Linked DNA regions of Homo sapiens: region 2 is linked to region 1. The links are chromatin loops, found by intact Hi-C in ENCODE. Cell type or tissue: K562. All regions are shown on one strand. Region 1 overlaps CUBN (cubilin). Region 2 overlaps CUBN (cubilin).

The links. Peaks named below come from ENCODE experiments on the same cell type or tissue, not always from the same donor. Only the 100,000 strongest peaks of a DNase experiment are listed, where the experiment ranks them.
Region 2: a loop joins it to region 1, with 2.5 times the contacts of the local background. A loop is called at or near these places in 10 of 110 quality-filtered maps.

Annotation. Positions count from the first base shown.
Region 1 is chr10:17,001,310-17,005,309 of GRCh38, forward strand. All of the region lies in intron 28 of CUBN (cubilin), which reads right to left. Among named protein-coding and RNA genes, the nearest start is that of CUBN, 130 kb to the right of the region's middle. In K562, no CTCF peak of the experiment used is centred here; a DNase peak (open chromatin) is centred at 2,012.
Region 2 is chr10:16,951,057-16,955,056 of GRCh38, forward strand. CUBN (cubilin) reads right to left here. Exons shown (of 67, transcript NM_001081.4): 32 at 3,333-3,492; 33 at 1,220-1,333. Among named protein-coding and RNA genes, the nearest start is that of RSU1, 140 kb to the left of the region's middle. In K562, a CTCF peak has its summit at 1,789; DNase peaks (open chromatin) are centred at 195 and 1,825.

The sequences.
Region 1 (4,000 bases):
TGCGCAGGAGGCCAGCTTTTATTCCCTTATTTGGCCCCGCCCACATCCTGCTGATTGGTCCATTTTACAGAGCGCTGGTTGGTCCACTTTACAGAGTGCTGATTGGTCCGTTTTACAGGGTGCTGATTGGTCTGTTTTTACAGAGTGCTGATTGGTGCATTTACAAACTTTTAGCTAGCCACAGAGCGCCGACTGGCGCATTTACAATGCTTCAAGCTAGACAGAAAAGTTCTCCGAGTCCCCACTGGACCCAGGAAGTCCAGCTGGCTTCACTTCTCAAGATCATATTTTTAAATTACACATGTTGAGTCATGTTTTAAAATGATAACATCAACAACAGTAATAGTGAATGAGATGTCAATTAAACCAATGCACTAAGCGTTTAATCATATTTTCATTCACTCTTTACATGGCAAGATAGTTTATTTTTATCATAATATCTTCAGACAAATTTAAGATTACATTTAGGTGGTAAAATCTATATTATTTATCCTGCATTCCTTCAATTTCATTATTTTGGTACACAGGGTCAAAATAGTCTATATTTGAGTAGCCTGTGGAACTAGGAGGAGAAAAAAATCAGGGACAGAGTATATTATTGTCATTACTGATCTACAGATTATCAAATTCTACTAACTCTTATAAGTGGTAGTTACTGTCCTCCACCAGATTTGTTCTGTTTGTGAGACAATGCTGCTGCCACCTGGCACTGCTTCCTCTGTTCCTCTGAGTACACAGTGCATTCACACAAAACAAGTCCTTGGATATGTAATGTTTGAAACAAATATGGCAACATTTAAGTCAATGGTCGAAAAGAGAAACCTCTGGGGACAAAAATTCAGGTTCTACGCTGAACGTCACATTTGTTCTGAGTTGGCTTAGAACTCAAGTTTCTACACTTCATTTTTGGCTGCTATGATATTTGAAACTGAAAAAAAAAAGTGTGGTTTTGGTTTTTGTGTCATACGAAAAAGTGTGGAATCCCCTGCAAAGTACATGCATTCCTCTATTGGGGATATTGTTGCCAGGGAACCAGAACACAAACAGAAGTTTCGAGAAAGCCCTTTCTTTGGCCCAGATCTCAAGGACTGTTATTACAAATTGTGCAATCTGTGATTTGGGAAGGTCATGGTGGTTTGAGGGTTATTTTTTTTTCTTTTTATAACTGTTTCAAAGAGTGGCAATAGAAATAGAACTCCAACTTTTTCAAACAGTGGCGACATGGGAATGGGGAGGCGAGACTCCTGAGAGGCCCTTGCTGGTGAAGAGACTCAGAGCCAACATGAGATGAAGGTCAACTGTGTGGATGTGTATTTACTGCTGTCGTCAAGGAGGCAGAAATGTCAGGAGTGAGCTTTTCCACTCATTCTGAAAGGTCTGCATATGCACAGCTTTAATGCTGCCTCTGATCATTGGGACCTTGCTGGAGAAACTCTGAAGTCAAGGCCAAAAGAGCTGTGGGATTTTCTTAGTCACTATCCCAACTTTACAACAAGGAGTTATTTAGAAACAGATTTCTTAGAAATGAGCATCGTCCATTAAGAATTTCTTTGCAGAAAAGATATAAGTGAAAATTTGTCATAAATACAAATCAGACTCAGTATCACGATGCAGAAACCTGTGCTTTGGTTCCACACTAAGAAGGAACTCATTTCCAGTCTCCATGCTTAAAAATATTTTAAGAGTATCACAAAGACAAAAGCCCAAAATATCAAATAGGCTGAAAAAGCCATCATAAACAGGATGGGATATAGCATGTATAAATGTGAGAGAAAGAATAGTCAGCATTTAGGGAAATATCTCTTAACTTAAACAGAGCTAGTTGTTTTTAAAAGCTTCTCTTTTACTTAAATTTCTACCAAAACCAAGCAGGATTTCCTTATCTGACATCAAATTCTTGAGGTTACTTTGGAGGCGGATGGATGGGTGCTTTACCATTTCTCTCTGTGTGACATTATGTCTATCACAGCCTAGCAGGAAGCGACACTGTGAAAGCAATTCCATTACCAACGGAGAGAAGGTCTGCGCCTGAGATTAGAACCAGACAGTGTGATTCACAGCCCAGCCCTGTGAACCTGCGCTAGAATCTTTGCTGACCACAATTCATAAATCACTTTCATTGCCAACATCATACTTCCAGATTGTTGTGAATTTTTTCACCACGTGGCAGCAAGGACACACAATAATAAAAATTTTAAATTGAACATTTTTTGTTCAATAAAATTTTTTCGTTCAACAAAAGTTTTTTGTTCAATAACAAAAAAGAGCCCTAAAATCATTTTCAAACTGGAAAACTTAGGTAATCATGAGTCTGTATTTCAAAGTTATAACTTTGAAGAAATTATTAGGAAGAGAGAATGCGGCAATTGATCTAATATTTTCTGTGCCAGGATTTATCACAGCACTGGCCACATAGCCCTTGAGTGTCTTTGCTGAGGATTCATCAGAATGTTACTCACCTTGGATCATCAGTTGTCTTGTCTCTGCAGACCGCTATTCCTCGCTCTTAGTAACCAGGACCCAGAATGGTCCCCTGGGGTTGCCTCTGTCACTGTGATCTATGATGTCTCCAGTTGTAATCTCCTCCCTTGACATTTCCCACTCCATTGTCTAAAACAACAGTGGTTCCCTTTTCCTTACTACGTTAAGTTCACACTAGTCTAGCTGGCTTTGAGAATTCTAAAGAATCTAGCCCAGGAGGTCTACGAAGCCTCATATCCCACTGTCTTCATTACATCAGGCTTGTTTCTCTCTCTTTCTTGGCTCATGCTTATCCAGGCACCATCTGTCATTTCTTGTCCTGATCATTCTTCAAGGGCTCTAAAATCTCACAGAGTCCGTGAAGATTTTCCCCAATGACTTCCAGCCTCCTTACTAGCCTTGCAATAGGCACCTCACAGTTCAGCACTTCTGTTAGTTTTCTACACCTGCTTCCTAACTGATCATGCTCAGCTTGAAGACAAAGACTAACGTGGTATTTCTTTCATATGCCTAAAAATACCTTGCACAGTTTTGGATATATATTTCATCATGCTCACAACTCCAAATTCACCAACATGTAGTTTATTCCAAAGTCTCTTTCTCTGGCCCAAAACCTCACCTAATTTTTATACTGACACCAGCAATTGCTGAAAGGATACATCCCCTGAACATCTCAAATTCAGCATGTTCAAATAGAAGCTCACAATTTTCCCCCAAACATGGTCTTTATCTGGGATTTCCTATCTATGAATAATGGCACCACCATGCACCAAATCATACACCGCAGGAAAACGGGAGCTATCCATGATTCCTTCTTCTGTCTCCCAGATTGACACACATCTACTCCACCATCAGATCTGCCCATCCTACCTTCTAAATAGCTCTTTTTTTTTTTTTTTAGCAGAATCTCACTCTATTGCCCAGGCTGGAGCGCAGTGGTGCCATCTTGGCTCACTGCAACCTCTGCCTCCCAGTTTCAAGCTATTCTCCTGCCTCAGCCTCCTGAGTAGCTAGGATTACAGGCACGCACCACCACAGCTGGCTAATTTTTGAATTTTTAGTAGAGATGGGGTGGGCCAGGCCAGTCTCAAACTCCTGACCTCATGGTCCACCTGCCTTGGCCTCCCGAAGTGCTGGGATTATAGGTGTGAGCCACTGCACCCAGCCCTAAACAGCTCTTTAATACGCTGCCTCACCCACTACTCATTTCCTTTCTCCCTGCTCTGACTAGTCACCAAACTCTCAGTCTCTTCCTCTTCTTGGGCATCCCTCTACTTGCCAGAACTCTTATTCTAAAGTGTACTTCTGTTTGCATCACTAAATTTCCCACTTAAAAATCCATTGGTGGTCTTTCCCTGATGGCAGGATAAAATCCAAATTCTTGTGATGTTTCCTATCAGTTGGTTTCTGATAACGTGTCCTGCGTCAACTTCTATCACTCCCTTTCCCTAGTGTTTCTCACCTTTTGTTCATTATCAGCCCCCTAAGGAGATTGTTCGGACATTTTTTTCCAAATTCT
Region 2 (4,000 bases), 50 kb before region 1:
AGCTCCCTAATCTTCAGAATAGGATCTTTTCCTATTGCTGTTCTTGAACCAGTGAGATCTTTCATCTAAATGCTTTACAACTCATTAGAAAATAATCCTCAGGCACAAACTTCTCAGTTCAAGGGAGGGGGCTTCTTTATCTACAGCTCAGTTTCTGGCTGGCTGGCAACTTTCTTTGGGGCTCCACCTCCCCGTTTGAATTGGCTAAGGATGACATCATCGGCTGCCACATCTTATGCATGTCAATGAAGATACTAGCAATTTGTTAACTCCTGACATCCCAGGGGAAAGTGCTAGAGAATATTTAAGCCAAACTCTTCATTTTGCAGATTACTTTTTCATGGCCTGATTAGCTTAAGTGACTTCCCTATTTTCACACAGGCGATTAATTACTGTGCAGAGTGAAGAACTTAAAGACTTTCCTACATTATGCCTGAAACTGTATTTTCCTGCAAACCTCAAAGGAGGGCAGGGCTCCTCTGAAACAGGATTCAGAAGGGCCCCAGCATCACCCGCTTTGCAGCCATTCTGTCATGTCCTTGAGGGGCATTTCCTGATGTTCTCTGTCTGTAAAATGAGGACAGAAGTCCTTACCATCGGACTGTTACCAGGTCAGAAAATAAGATTCTAGGGTTCCAAAAAAGAAAAGAAAGTAAGCGTTTATTCAATGTTTCTTCTAGGCCTGTGCTGGAATAGTACCTTGCAGGAGAGCCCAGGTTTTATGAATGTTTGCTTTGATGGATAGGTGCGCGCATTGCATTCTGGCCCGTGAGTCACTGATTCTCCAGTCTGTGACTCTTCTTCATTTGTTCACTCAGCAACTGTCTTGAACATCAGCTATACTCAAGGCACACATGTCAAAAACTATTTATCGATTATTTTGGTTTACCCCCAATCTCATACGCCTGCATACGCCTGTTAATACAGCAAGGTTGTAGGTGTGTTGTGTTGTTGTGCGTGTGTGTGTTTTTTAACCTTTGCTAGGCCTTGACATGAAAAAAAAGAAATTGTTTTTAAATTTAGAAGCAACTGTAGAAATGACTTCCCTATCAGATTAGGAAATGCTTGTTCTTAAGCACATCAGGAATTGGGACTTGCAAAAGATGAAGAGGAAGGCCATCGATTGTTAGCACTGAGATAAGAAGGTTACTCATAGACTGACCTTCCCACAGACACCTTCTCTCCTGTGTGCCTTTTCTTTTTCATTTTTGTTACTTACATGGAGGTTGCGCTTGAATGATCCAGCTGCAGTTCTGATTGTTTGGATAATTGGCAGGGAACCGTGGAGAGGAAACAGTATCAAATGAGCTGGTGAGGATGTGGCCTCCGCAGGCTGGGGAACACACAAACACACATACATGTCATATGCTTTTCATTTCTACTGACCGTACAAAACAATTATTTGATGAATAAAACCATCAATGATTTTTCTTCTTATTTCTAAAATGCACGCCAAGAAAGTTCTCCATAAGGAGAGCTGTACATAAACCATGAGAAAACAGGAGCACAGTTTATATTTTTAACAATTATTCTTCAACTACAGGAAGTAGGAAGTGGCAAAAAGCAACAGATTAAATGTCTATGAATTGCCTAAGTCATTCAAACAAAATTCTTGCATGGATTCACTTACACTGCCCACTCATAAATCATAGGCATAGGGATAATCTGCTTATAAATGACCTCTTTTTTTCAGGAAAATAAATACTCAATTGAATAAGGCTTCATAAGGATGACTGTAGATTACTAGAGAAGAGCAAAATTCGATGTGAGTCTTGAAGAGGGAGAGGCGGTCACCGCTGGAGGGCGTAAGAGGAGTCTTGCTGAGGAGGAGGCCGAGGCTAAACTAGGACTTGGAGGGTGAGAAAAGGGAGGCCAGGGAGGGGACTGCCTGAGCAGACACAGAGGAGCATCTATAGAGGCTCAGCTGGAGCATGGGGTGCCCCAGGGATGTGGGTGACTGACGCTGGAGAGAGGTCAGGGTGGGTTCTGGGGCTCTTGGTTAACATCTGCAGGAGCTTGAGCTTTATTCTCCAGGCCAGGTGGAGACGGGACAGACATTGAGCATTCCAATGGCATGATCAGAGCAGGGCTTTTACAGGCGACTTTGGAGAGAGATGGGGTAAGGGTAGGTGACTTTCAGGAGGTTGTTACAGTCCGGATGAAAGCTAGCAGGGACTTTTTACTATGAAGCAACAAACAAGTGAATAATAACATGCAAAAGAACTATTAGGAAACTAGTTTTTCTTTAAAATCAACAAGAATATAGTCTGTCTTGCTCCAAAGTCTAAAGGTCTATGGTGCGTATTTGGGAGACCTCGATCCAGGCACTGTCCCCATCCAGAGCTCTTTACTACAGAATATAAGCGAGTTGACTAAGATAGACATAATGACTACACAGACTAAATGTATTTGTAGTGAATGTTCTGAGTCATCTGAATACAAGTCATCTCTGACTATGGGATAAGGGGTTCATCTCTTAGAACGAGCAGATGAAAGGCAATGGGTAAAAAGGTCTTGGAGAAGTGGTGATTTAAGAACAAAAATGGCCAGGTATGGTGGGAGGCTAAGACAGGAGAATCACTTGAGGCCAGGAGTTTGAGACCAGCCCGGGCAACAGAGCAGATCCCATCTCTAAAAAAGAAAAAAAATAGCCAGGCGTGGGGGTGCACCTATAGTCCCAGCTACTCAGGAGGCTGAGGTGGGAGGATTGCCTGAGCCTGGGAGGTCGAGGCTTCAGTGAGCCGTGATTGCACCACTGCACTCCAGCCTGGGTGACAGAGAGAGACCCTGTGGAAAGAAAGGGAAGGGGAGGGAAAGAGAGATGAGGAAAAGGAAGGGGAGGAGAGGAAGGGGAAGAAGAGGGGAGGAAGGGAGGGAACAAAGAAAGAAAAATAAATGGAAAACAACAGTGACTCCTCAGTTGGACAATGGCAGGATTCAGAAATGAGGGAAACCACTGCTTCCAGGGGCTGGCATCTGAATACATTACAAGCAAGTCTTGTAATTGATAGCAGTGTATCCCATTCTAGTGTAAAGCCTTGGGTAGTGCTAGATCAGTGAATTTGGATAAAACTTTTTTATACTGTTTCTAGTCTTAAAAGCACTTTTAAACTTGTTAGAGATGCGGGTCCAAAGGAAGTCAGAGAAGGAGAAGGTTACAAGCATCAGGAGTTGGGATAATTGTAAGTCACAGTTCTTTTGTTCTATTTAATTTTTTACATGTTAAGTAGAAGGCTGTGATCAATTTCTGAGCACAGGTCTCATTTCACTGTTGCACCAAACAGAGCACTGAAGATTTCTCTTGTGCCTGGGAAGATCCACAGGGTACTTGCCTTGCCTGAATTGAGCTCGGAAGCCTCTGTTCTGTCTGGAAGGGCCAGACTGAAATCTCAAGAAGAGGCTGTTTCCTGAGGAGACGATGGGGTTAGCCAGCTGCTCCCTTCCACACGTCCTGGCAAGGCGGGACATTGTGGAGCTTAAGCCATCGTATGCCTACAAGAAAGGAGACAGGGCAAACAGTGGTTCAGATTCACATCTAGAAGGCCTGTATTCCACGAACTGTCTGCACGCCGATATACTAGTGGATAATCACACGTTTGCTGGATCTAGGGAAACTGGCTTTATTGTCCTTTCTCACAGCTGTAACAAGTCTTTGGTCATTTCTAGGGATGCTGACGTGAATTTCAGCAGGACTTCCTCTGTCAGAGCCACTATTAGATTTCTTGATATCTTCATAAATGCCGTCCCTTCCACACTCCCCTTCCTTCCCAACCCCAGTGTAGTCACCTCACAGGCCATGCCCACAACATGTGCTGGAAATGTGTAATGCAAGAATAGACACATGAGAAAACAGACGAGAAATAATGATGAGTGATGAGCATTTGTTGTCAGAATCCCAACATTTGTTGGACCTGTTTGTTCTTCATAAGTTTCGTGATAGGGTAATGCTCAAGAGAAGAGAAATGGCAGAATTCTTTTCAAACGATAGGGGTGATATAAG